Regions from separate parts of the Homo sapiens genome. Here regions 2 and 3 are each linked to region 1. The links are chromatin contacts, found by Hi-C or POLR2A ChIA-PET in ENCODE. All regions are on one chromosome and are shown on one strand. The core of a region is the stretch at or near the end of the contact, and the rest is flanking DNA. Distances in the headings are between cores, read along the strand shown.

Evidence for each region. Hi-C counts contacts between places; a loop is a spot of excess contacts on that map. ChIA-PET counts read pairs that join two places held with the same protein, here RNA polymerase II (POLR2A). Pooled maps may share reads with other maps.
Region 2: a loop to region 1 is called in a map of endothelial cell of umbilical vein, with 2.1 times the contacts of the local background. The contact joins two enhancer-like sites. A Hi-C loop is called at or near these places in 1 of 168 maps with a recorded cell type or tissue (endothelial cell of umbilical vein). POLR2A ChIA-PET finds 5 or more read pairs at or near these places in 6 of 52 experiments (GM12878, IMR-90, OCI-LY7 and 3 more).
Region 3: a loop to region 1 is called in a pooled map, with 2.0 times the contacts of the local background. The contact joins two enhancer-like sites. A Hi-C loop is called at or near these places in 1 of 50 pooled maps. POLR2A ChIA-PET finds 5 or more read pairs at or near these places in 5 of 52 experiments (HEK293, activated B cell, activated CD4-positive, alpha-beta T cell and 2 more).

The regions. Positions count from the first base shown.
Region 1 is chr2:12,611,615-12,615,712 of GRCh38, reverse strand. No RefSeq gene overlaps it. Among named protein-coding and RNA genes, the nearest start is that of TRIB2, 100 kb to the left of the region's middle. Within about 2 kb of position 2,537, at least 2 of the 41 ENCODE cell types and tissues checked have a DNase peak (open chromatin) inside an H3K27ac peak, as active enhancers do.
Region 2 is chr2:12,533,235-12,537,215 of GRCh38, reverse strand. The region is part of intron 4 of MIR3681HG (MIR3681 host gene); the gene reads right to left. Among named protein-coding and RNA genes, the nearest start is that of TRIB2, 180 kb to the left of the region's middle. Within about 2 kb of position 2,460, at least 7 of the 41 ENCODE cell types and tissues checked have a DNase peak (open chromatin) inside an H3K27ac peak, as active enhancers do.
Region 3 is chr2:12,505,385-12,509,601 of GRCh38, reverse strand. All of the region lies in intron 4 of MIR3681HG (MIR3681 host gene), which reads right to left. Among named protein-coding and RNA genes, the nearest start is that of TRIB2, 210 kb to the left of the region's middle. RefSeq lists a silencer at 1,940-1,989. Within about 2 kb of position 2,086, at least 2 of the 41 ENCODE cell types and tissues checked have a DNase peak (open chromatin) inside an H3K27ac peak, as active enhancers do.

The DNA.
Region 1 (4,098 bases), core at 1,288-3,787:
CTCTTTCTCACTGATTCCTAGAAGCTCAGAGTTATACTAAGAGACTACCATCTGCCTTATGACTCAGTCTGGGCTTCCTTTATTAGGTCTCCTAAGAAGTTTTCTCTTCTGTGAAATGGGAGTTTGGAACTCCTAATTTTAACATGTGCAACTCTGGTATACACAAAGCAGGCTGGGTGCTTGGGACCACAGGATGGGTCACCGCAGGTAGGTACAACCGCAGGCAATGCTCTTGACCAGTGTACAGGCCTTTGCAGGTCTTCTGATGAATCTTCTGTTGTCCTGCTTATCTTCCCCAAGAACAAGAGTAGTGGAAAACACGGTAGAGGTAGCAGCTGTGTGTACTGTATGCCCGATGCATTTTGAATATCATGTAACAGAGCTGGTAAGAGCATGTAGACATCAAATCCATTATTTCCTTTCACTGCACTGCTTGTTGAAAATATTAAATTTAATATCATTCCACTTTATCCTTGACTACATCCAAAGACCAGGCTTTGGGCCGAAGCCTGCCCTGGCTTCAGAGGAGGGATTTGTTTGTGCATCCTGTTTATGCCAGAGATGGTTTGCTATTTACACTTAAAAGATACAATGTGTTTGTCAGGCTGGTGGGCGCACACACATGGCTGAGAGAAACCAGAGACTCTGTTGCTGATAAATGCAAGTGTCATGGTGAGGCAGGAGGCAGGACTTGACTCTGGAGTCAGGGCTTGGACACCAGACCCAATTGAGGACTAGCTGAAACAGGGACAGCATGGAAGCAGCTTTGCATAAGACATGACCACCTGTGTGCCATGTCAGTTTATCATTGCTGTGGACATACCTGTAAGCTACTGCCTCCTTCTATGGCAATGACCCACCAACATGGAATTTACCATCCTTTTTCTAGAAATGTCTGCATAATTGACCCCTTAATTCACATATAATTAAAAGTGAGTATAAATATGAGGGCAGATCTTCCTCTGAGCTGCTGCTCCAGACACACTGCCTATAGGGTAGCCCCACTCCATAGGAGCAGTCCCTCTGCTGTTGTGCATGGTGCATGGCCACTTTAATAGAAATTGCTGTCTAACACCACTGGCTCACCCATGAATTTTTCCTGGGCACAGCAAAGAACCCTCCTGGGCTAAGTCCCAGTTTTGGGGTTCACCTGCCCTGTATCAATGGGATCACAAGGTTAGCGTCAAGATTAGTGACAATTCAGTCAAACTCCCCTTCCTGCAGAAAACATTAGTGACCCTGAGCTAGTGGTCTGAGTCTGAACTCTTTAAGGAATTTAATCGGTATCTTCAGGGGTGCTCCAGCTACAATTCCATCCTCAGGTCCATTTCTAGCCATTCTAGATTTCTTATTTCCGAGCAGAGAAACTTTCATTTGCCATTATTGCTTTTGCACTTGCCTTGTTGTATAAAATACTCCTTTCTTTTTTTTTCTTTTTCTTTTTTTTTTTGGCCATCCCATTCTTTTTAGACTGATACACTCCTGTTCTTTCTCAAAGTCCAGCTCAAATGCCATCTTCCTGCCCGTCTACTGAAGGGTCAGAGCTAACTGTTCTTTCCCTGGGCTGCCACCATCATTGACTTATATGTGCTTTAGTGCATATGAATTATTTTGTAAGGCATCAATTTCTATTTATCCCTTCACTTTCACAGTGAGTTTTTCAAGGTCAGGGTTAATGCCTTATTCACATTTTCACTTGCTCACACAGTGCCCATCACGGTTTGTAGAACATAGAGGCTACTTAGAAAATATTTGCTGAAGATACATACATCAAATATGTAAAAATGTTCACATATTTAATGTGTGTATTTCCTGCTTTGTTCAGATACCACTTAAAGTATATTTAAAGATGGGTAAAACGCAAAATGAGAAAGAGAGAAGAGAGAGAAGAGAAAAATAGGACAGACAGAAAGGGGAAGTTTGGAAATAATGAATGACAGAGCTGTAAGGTCCAGGTGTCTGGCTCTAGCCTTGGGTGACTGCTCCACAAGGCTTTGTGCTGTCTCTTATCCTTAGGGTGAATGTGCAGAGGCATGAGGAAAGAAGCAAGTACCAGGATTTGCTTTTATTTTGCCATAAGCGTGGGAAGGGCAGGGTGAGGCTTCCAGGCCTGCCAGCATTTCAGGGTAAAGGTCCCTGGTCTACCCCATTAGCAAACCTCACAGCTTCGGCACATTCCATAGCGACCACTGGTCTCTGGCTGAGGTGGAGGAAGCCTAACACCCCCTTTCCCCTGTTCTTACTTTATAGTTGAATGTACGACGCTTTTGTTTTGTTTCTACAGCTTCCTGCTCTGTCCATCTGTCCTTAGGCCAGCTCCACCTGTGTGTTTCTGGTAGCCAGCTGTGCCTTCCAAGTGCTGAAAAACATACACCAAGACGCCAGAAAGAGCTGCCTTTCCTCCCACTGTAACACAGTTATGAGGGACACTGTTAGGTAGGGAGGGACTTTTCGGTCCACTGAGTTCTCTTCAGCTAAGCTGTCATTGTTTTTCCTTCAGGCTGTCTAGCTGTTATGCCAACCAGAACAACAAGCATAGCTGTTTAACATGCATATCCTGTGTCTTATTTTGGACAATTTAATCAATATTTCATCAGAAAATTGTTTTATAGCCCTTTGGAAATGTGATGTTTAAAAGGCTGATTGCATTTTTAAGTAGATTGGTTCTTCAAGCCCATACTACTTATTTTTATTTACAGTAAGCTAAACATATTTACAACAGAATTTGATAAGTTCTGACATATGCATATATCCATAAAACCATCAACACAATCAAGATAATGAATACATCCATCACCCTTCAAAAGTTTCCTAGTGTCCCCCTGTAATCCTTCCTTCCTGATTCTCTTTGTATTCCAGACAATGATGATGTGTGTTCTCTCCCTACACGAGTTCACATTTCCTGGAGTGTTATCTAAATGAAATCATACAGTATGAGCTCTTCTTTCATCTGCCTTCTTTAACTTAGCATAATTATTTTTAACAATATTAGTTACATTTAGCAAATGTAGCAATATTTGGTTCTTTATATTCCGTTTTATAAATCTACCACAATTTGTTTATCTATTCATCTATTGTCTATTGACATTTGGGTTATTTCCAGATTTGGTCTATTACAAACGATGCAGCTATGAAAATTTTGAACATGGCTTTGTATGAATATATACCTCTTTTTCTTTTGGGTGAATTATTAAGAGCAGAATGTGTTTAATGTACATGTATATTTAGCTTTTTAAGAACTTATCAAACCGTTTTTTAAAGTGGCTTTAACATTTACATTACACCAGCAGTATATGAGAGTGCTATATCTTCTCCAACTCTCGATATGGTCATACTTTTTAATTTAGCACTTCCCACAGTCATGTAGTGGTATCTCAATGTGGTTTTAATATTCATTTCCTTAATGATTAATAAGACAGAGCTTATTTTCATGTGGTTATTTTTTGTGTGCTTATATCTTCTTTATTGAAGTGTCTATTCAAATATTTGGCCTTTTTTTAAGTTTTCTTATTGTATTTTAAAAGTTATGTATTCTGATACAAGCCCTTTGTCAGATATATGCTTTGTAAATATTTTTTCTCATCTTTGTGTTTCTTTTTTAATTTTCTTAACGTCTTTCAAAGAGCAGCAATTTTTAACTTTGGTGAAGTTCAAGTAATCAATTTATTCTTTTATAGATCCTAGTTTTAGTATCATGTATTTTCCTGACCTGACCTGACAGAGAATTTCTTCTAGAATTTTGATAGTTTTCACTTTTATAATACATCAAGGTCTATACTTTATCTTGAGTTATTTCTACATATGGTGAAATATGTAGATCTAAGTTTATTTTATTTTATTTTTGCATATGGATATCAAATCATTACAGTGTCATTTCTTAAAAAGACTATTCTTTCTCTACTGAACTGCTCTTGCATGCTGAAAATCCATTATCCAAATATATAGGGGTCAATTTCTGAAGTCCCTATTCTGTTCTATTGATCTGTCTTTCTGTATATTTGCACTAATACCACACTGTCTGGATAACTGCATTTTTATAATAAGTATTAAATTCAGGGAGTGGTAGTCTTTCAAATTTATTCTGCTTTTAAAATTTGT
Region 2 (3,981 bases), core at 1,211-3,710, 78 kb after region 1:
TACATGGACACTCGGCTCCCTTTTATGGAGTTTTGTGCATTTTGCCTCTTCTCCCTCTCCCTTCCCATTCTTCACTAGTTTAATCTTGGGAGTCTGACATCTTTGCTTAAACACCCCCCACACACACACCACCAGCAGTTTGCTTCTTGTGTCCTGTTTCTAGTCAAAAAGGAGTTAGATTGCCAGTTTTCTTTCTCTGCTTTTCACTTTTCCTGTTCTCTTTTTGCTATAATAATTGCCCATCCCATTCCTTTCTTTTTAAATTTAGCACTTGATTTCATCACTCATATTAAATATTCTTTTCAAGCATTTTCCCCTCTATTCTGTTCTTGTTGTTAATGGATTTAGGGAAATGTGGGAGTCCCTGGAAGGAAAGAGCACATCAGGGCAGCATGAAAGATAATTACAGGCCCCATGTCTGAGGTCGCATTCTTTACTTTGGCCACTATTAAATGAGCTTATTTACAACCCTCAACTTTATCCCTCTCTTTTAAAGAGACGCATATATACATTAAATGTAATACCCTCACCCCCAGCTTCATTTAATTTTACTACCAATAATATTCCCTTTTCAAGGTGTTGGGTCTACCATTTACTTGTTGAATTTTATTTTGTAAGCTGTCTCAATTTAGTTTTTGAAAGGAATGGAAAAACAAAAGAATGGACGTCTACATGATCAAATGCACATAGATTTCACAGTGAAAAAAATCATCGAAAGACCTTCCATGATGTGGCAACTCAGATACAATTGATCTTTAAAACCCAATTGAACAGAATGCCTTAGTAATTATTATTCAGAATACCAAGGCCCTGGCCCATGGTACAATTATCAGAAGCTCCATTTTTGATATTTACTGCATGTTAAGAGAACTCTCTGGAGAGGAACTGAAATAAAACAGTCTCTGGAATCACTGACGAAAGTTTCCCCTAAATGTCTGCTACATACTCAATGCGGATGAGCTGTGGTCCTTGTCATGCCTTCTCACACAAGAGGAAAGATGGTAGAATGGGAATTTCTTCTTTTCCTTGAGTAGCAAAAATTGGCCTGCTATTTACCAAACCCACTCTCTTTTTCTCCTGAGCACACAACTAGGAGACATTTTCAATGTTCCCTGAAGTTAGGTGAGGTTACATGACTGAGTCCCGGCCAATGAGATGTGTACAGAAGTGGCAAGTGCTACTTCCATGGTGGTCCACAATAGTCGATTACATGTCATTTCCTATGCTCTTTCCTTTAGTTTCAGATTCACCCAGATGCCTTGGATAATTTGTTTTGGAAAACATATATTGAAGATATCAGAGCCACAGTATGACAGAAGACTAGGTCCCAGAATCACAACTGGAAGGAAAGTCATGCACTAATGAAGAAAACAATTCTTAAGGCTTATATGAGCTGAAAACAAACTTCTGTCATGTTGCTGCCTTTATCCATTTTTAAAAGATGTTTGTCATCAGTAGTGCTACTCTAATAAAATACATCATGAGCACAATAACTTAAACTGGTCTCATTATAAATCCTAGATCTCCTATCATCACAGTTTAAATCCAGACTACTGGTGTGGAAAGGTATATAAATGCCTTCCAGAATCTGAAAGGCATAATTTTGTTCACTTATTTCAGGTTTTACTAAGGATTCCATACCCTTGGCTTCTGTTGAATTATTTCATACACACTATTTTGTAAAGTAGATAGAAGATGTGCCTAGGATTTAGGGTTTTTAATGTCTTTCCATCTTCCCAGGATGCCTATATAGTAATCATTTAAAATACAAGACAATCCAATAAGATGACATGAAGCTTTCCATGAACTCGAAGAACCAATGAGAATAGATCTCTCTAAAATATTGGTGAACAAATGAATACTTGCCAGAGTCAGAACAATGAATTTTAATTGAATTATTGCACCCACCAGGCATTCCAGAGCCAAAGCACTTTTCCTTTTTTAAGTAACAATTTTGTCTTTTAAAAAGTGTATTTCTAGCTTGACATAAGCATGACTTTTTCTTTCATGTGTCATGTATAAATGGAGCAATTTATTTTCTTTGGACTCACAGAGTAAATCCTCATCTTTGCTTGTGCTGATGGGGTGCAGGCATGTGTGGGAGGAATTCTATGAATGTGGAGCTTTTCCCGTGGGTGCAGAGAGAGTTTGATGGGAGCTGATGAGGTGTGTGTGTGTTCTTCAGACTTATCAACCACCACATGATGCTGGAAGATGAGCCAGTGAATTTGTGGGTGTTGAGCTTGTTGGATATTCTGGATGCAGGTTTTTTTTTTTAATTTACTATTTAATAAAACCCAGCTGACAAGCTTTTTTTGTAAATCATGTTTATGAGATATGAGTCAGTGATGACATATGCATAAGCGATTCCAATGAAAGGAAAACCTTTAAGGCAAGTAGTCCTTGGTTTTGTGGGAAGCTTAGCCAAGCATGTTGCTCTAGCCTCTGGGGTGAATTCTTTCCTAGCTACAGTGAGACGAGAAAATCTTCAGAGCACATTCCAAGATGGGGCTTTTTTTTTTTTTTTCTGTGAGAAGGTGAAGACAGAGACCAGTTTGGTTTGGTGGTTGTCATTCCGACTTCCCACACTGTCATAACTAGGACATGGCTGTGAAAGAACAGCTTGAAGATGAAGCAAACCCTGTTCTAGTAGCCGGGGAGCCTTTGTTTAGTTTTAGTTTAGTTTTTTGTTGTTGTCGAAGCTTTTGAAAGTCTTCTCTGAAAGTGGTTCTGTGTAGTAGGGGGGAGAGACAACTTTGTTGTTTTCTAAGAAACAAACAAAAAACCTGCTTCTTTGAATCTCCCAAATGCAAAAGCAAAGATACTTTCCTTGTACCTTCCTCCAATTCCTGCCACGCATGTTTGGGTCTCATCAGACTTCTTTCCTTACTGTGCCATCCAACGAAATGTCATGGTCCTTGAATGGCTTTATTAAATATCAGATGGCAAATACGTATGCAGTCATGAGGCACAGGAAATAGCAAACCATCCTGATATCCTCTAAATAAGCTGAACATTTCACTTGAGGGAAGGTATTGCAGATATTCCAGATTGAGGAAGAGAACACACCCTCTATAAATTGAAACCTTTCATTACAGTTTTTTAAAATCTCATATTTTCATTAGGAACTGGAAATAAGATCAATTTTCTCTTGGGAACTATATTGAAAAATATAAAGAGACAAATATAACCCAGGCAGAGAGGAATTGATGGGCACTCAAGTAGGAAATTTTTTTTAAATAAAAACTTACCTGCCCATGGTATGGTTAAGCTTGACTCAACTGCAAAATGATTTTTGTCATTGTTAGATGCCATAAGGTATTATATTAGCAGCCTAACCTACATGAGAGATTGTATGACTCAGGAGTTCAAACAGATCATCAATATTATGGCTAGAACCAAGGTTTTTAACAGTTCAGGCTACTTTCAGGAAAACTCTTTCCAAGTGTCATATGTATAAAATGTTTGGAATTCTTATTTAATGCATTCTATTATTTAGAGGGCTTGCTTCTATTATTCAGGGGCTGAATAGTGCTTTGACTTAGTTATCTACAAAATGCAACTTAAAATACAAAGGAGGGAGAGAAAGACAGACTTCTGTCAGAGGTATCCTCTGCAGTAAAACCTTTGTATTTTACTTCCTAGAAGAGCCCAGGTCTTGATCTGAAGGATCTTGAACTGCCCCAGGCATGACTGTGTGACAAAGCAGTATATTAAAACAGTTGAGCATAACCACTGGAGAAAAACTGCTACTTTTTGCATGAGTTTTCTGCATCGAGTACAGCAGCTATATCCTACTCAGTTCTGAGCATAAAAGTTTAAAAGTGAAATTGACAATTTGGAATTTATCCAGAGAAGAGCAACTAGTATGTTAAGTATTATAAAACCAGAAAACTACTTCAAATGAGGAGATAACACTGAAAGAAAAGGAGACATTTAACTGAAGAAAGAAAACTGAATGGGGACCCTAATTCCGTTTTC
Region 3 (4,217 bases), core at 837-3,336, 110 kb after region 1:
CAACATCACTGATCATTAGAGGACTGCAGATCAAAACCACAATGAGATACCATCTCATACCAGTCAGAATGGCGGTTATTAAAAAGTCAAGAAACAAGAGTTGAGAGGTTGAGGAGAAATAGGAATGCTTTTACACTGTTGGTGGAAACGTAAATTAGTTCAACCATTATGGAAGACAGTGTGGCGATTCCTCAAAGATTTAGAATCAGAAATACCATTTGACCCAGTAGTCCCATTACTGGATATATACCCAAAGGAATAGAAATTATTCTATTATAAAGATGCGTGCACACGTATGTTCATTGCAGAACTATTCACAATAGCAAAGACATGGAATCAACCCAAATGCACATCAATGATAGACTGGATAAAGAAAATGTGGTACATATACAGCATGGAATACTACGCAGCTGTAAAAGGAAAGGAGATCATGTCCTTTGCAGGGACATTGTTGGAGCTGGAAGCCATTATCCTCAGGAAACCAACACGGAAACAGAAAACCAAACGCCGCACGTTCTCAGTTATAAGTGGGAGCTGAACAATGAGAACACATAGACACAAGGGGAGGAACAAGACACACTGGAGCCTGTTGGGGAAGGGTGGGTGGGGGATGGGAGAGCGTCAGGAAAAATAGCTAATGCATGCGGGGCTTAACACCTAGGTGTTTGGTTGATAGGTGCAGCAAACCACCATGGCACAATTTACCTCTGTAAACCTGCGCACCCTACACATGTACTCCAGAACTTAAACAAAGAAAGAAGAAGGAACAGATTTTTTTTAAAAAGGGAAAGATATGCAGGACACGCTCAGACATGTTTACGTATGTGTAACTGGAGTCTTAGAAGGATGAGAGGAAACAGATTAGAGCAATATTCAAACAGATGATGGCTAAGGATTTTCCAAAATTGATAAAAGACAGTCCGAATATTCAGGAAGCTCATCACCTTTAAGCTACAAAAATACAAAGAAAATTAATCATCATCTAGAATTTAATGGTCAATTAAAATATTCCTGAAGCATATAGATAAAATAAAGATGTTTTTGGTAAACAAAAGCTGGAAAAGTGTATCACCTTACAGAAGGAAAATAGTTATTGATGGAAACATGAAAATGTATGAGGGAATGAAGAACACAGGAAAGGGTAACTATGGAGGTAGAGGAATTAATATTGGCTATAAAAAATGCAATAACTTGAATGTCCTGGGAATTCCAATGAAAAGGCCTAACAGTCACTATTATTCAAGGCAAGAGTGTGCAAAGGACATTAAAGTGCCCTAAGTCTCTAGCAGGAGTATGAAAGTAGTAAAAGTAATAATTTGTGTTAGACAGCGATATCTCAAGATGCATGGTATAATATCTAGGTATCCACTAAAAGAATAGCAAAGGAATGCATAATGAACAAGTTAGCAAGAGTAATTTCCTAAAGTTAGATGGAATAAAACTGTGGATAAATAAACACCTTTGTCAGAAGTGAGATTAGGGAAGTCACACTCTGCTAAGACAATGAGCACCCATGAAGAAAGGAGTTCACATTGTTCTGTAAACCTAAACACACTAACAGAACCAATGAGCACAGAAACTCAACTGGCCCCCACTGATGCTCCGTTAAGCAAAGTACTTCTCGTTTCAATGATCCAGAATGATCTTTTAATTCAAGGTGAAGGTGCCGTTACTCTCATGACAAGGATTTTTATTTCAGCTGTAATTAGAAGGGTCAGGCCAGATAAAATCTGTGTTCTCTGAGGACAACTTGAAAAGTGAAAAAAGGAATATAGGATTAATGAAAGATTCACAAGATTAAAATTGGGATTGAAAATTTGAGAGACTCTTCCCAGATCTGAAAACAGGTACTCTAACTACTCTAACCCTTCTCCCTTTTCCCCCAAAGTCACATTTTGGGGAATGGTTGCGCATCTTGTCTCTGGAAATCCTTCACCTGGCTCATAAATTCATTGATGATTCAGTGAAGTTGAGCACACGAAATCTTCTAAGGTCAGACTCATGGTTTCCTTTCAGGCTCATTAGCCTTTAATTGCGAAACCAATGCATCTGCTAACCACAAAGACATGGTTGGTGCACGCTGGAGACAGTAAAAGCTTAGTGCCATTGCTTCTGAGAGGCGGCTGTGGGCCCGGGGGCACAGTTTATGTGGGAGGGTGCCAGATGATGAAGCATCACTTTTGTGGCTTCTGAGCAGTGTAGCTCCTGCAGAAAGCATTGACTCTTCCCCCAAGGCCATTCTTCTGTATCTATTTGGCTGGCGGTCAAGGTCAGGCTTTCTTCAAAGTAGTGCAATGTGTAGTTACCAACAATTTTAAAGACGCCATAAAGACCCCCTGCCAAAAAGGGACACCCTTGCTGCCATACTAGAATGCCACGAATCCATGTCATTTGCCACTCCATTAACTCAGATCATTGAAAGGTTTTGTATTAGTGTAACCTGCAGACTTGTTCTCTAGTAGGGCAGTGTAATTAGGACCTCTTCAAAATAAGACCTTACTACTGAGAAATTTAATGAAGCAAGGCTCCTTTAAAGTTAAATCACACAAGCATCATCTCCTCATGTTCTCTGGTCTCCTGGACCCTGGTCAGGAAGCAGTGTTCTCCCAGCAGCTGTGAGTAACATTCTACCAGCATGTGCTGGGCTGCAGTTGTCTATTTATCTGCCTCTCTTATTAGATTGTGAACTTTCTGAAGGTAGTGATTTTACACATATCTCTGAATACTTAGGCTCAGGACCCGGCACTAAGAGAGTACTTTGAAAATGACTAACAGAAGAAGAGAGGGAGAGGGAATGAAGGAGAGAAAGGAAATTTGAATGGTTCAGTAAGTGTTCTTAGTTTCCTTAGCAAAACAGCATTTTCATTTTTTCTTTTTTAGTAAAGACGGAAGAAAGATCAGATGGATACAGTGACCAAAAAGCAAGTTTGGAAAAACCAGTGTTTGAACTATTGCTCAGTTACTTCTCCTGAAGGCTGCAAGGCAAGAATCTGAAATCCTTTATATGATTTTCAAATTTTTTGCAATCTGTGTCCAAACTCTGAAATTTTCAAATTCAATTCAAATTTATCTTCTACCATTCTTTATCATCACACTCCTAAGCAACATCCAAGCTAAAATTGTTCTTATTATCTGGTCCTTGTGATGGGTACAGAATTTTGCTTCTGCCTGTAATGCGTTCTCATTGGGAATAATTATTTATCCTTCAAAATTTATCTGAAAAATTGTTTCTACTTTGAAGCTATCCCCAGGCACAACTGCTTTTATTCTCCCTTTGTTCCCATTACTCTGTGTGCTCACATTTGTTACAACACTTGTCGGCCTCATTTTTAATCACTTGTCTTCCTGGCTTCTCAACTAGACAGTGTGTGAGCTGTGAAAAACAGGGCATTTCTGGTACAACCCTGCATTTTATTTATTTCTGAATCTCCGGTCTCCTGAGTTTCTGTGTTGCCTGACACAATGCAAGTACTCAGTGAAATGTTGAACAAAGATAACCTTGCAAAGACTAGAGGAATCTGAGGATGCTGAATAACTAGGAGGAGGTTAGTCCTCAGAGATAGACACCAGCCCCCCATGGTGTAAGAATTATTGCCAGGACTTGGAAATCACCAACGATGGTCATAATCACGGTTAGCAGAAGAGAAAAATCACAGGGCCCTGCTTCACTACCTGGAAGCGAATACTTAGGATTCATATATCTTCAGGATGCAGTCCTGAGAAAGACCCCACACAAAATCATTAGAATAATTGTGTTGAAATCACACACATTGTATACTGTGAAATCAAGATGATTATGACAGAAACTATTATATGTGCATTAAACCACCAATATTAGCTCGCCCTTCCTCCTGGGCACACAGTTAGGTGACCTGTCCCAATTCTCTTGTAGTTAGGTGGGACTCTGTGCCTGAATTTTAGCTAATGTACTTTGAGCAAAAGTAACATATTCAACTTCCAAGCCTGGACCATTGAAACTTCCCATGTGATCCTCCACCTACTGTTTCTTCCTTCCTCTGCTGGATAGGCAAAGGGTGATGGAGGACTCCAAGTAGACCACTGGATGGTAATTGAGTGGAAAACTATTAGATAGAAGGATCCTTGATCTCTGCGAGAGTGCATGGAAATGAATCCTCCCACATTCTTGCTGCCAACTCACATCAGACTGCGATGTGAGTGATAAAGACCCCATATCCCAGTAGCTTCACATATTAAAG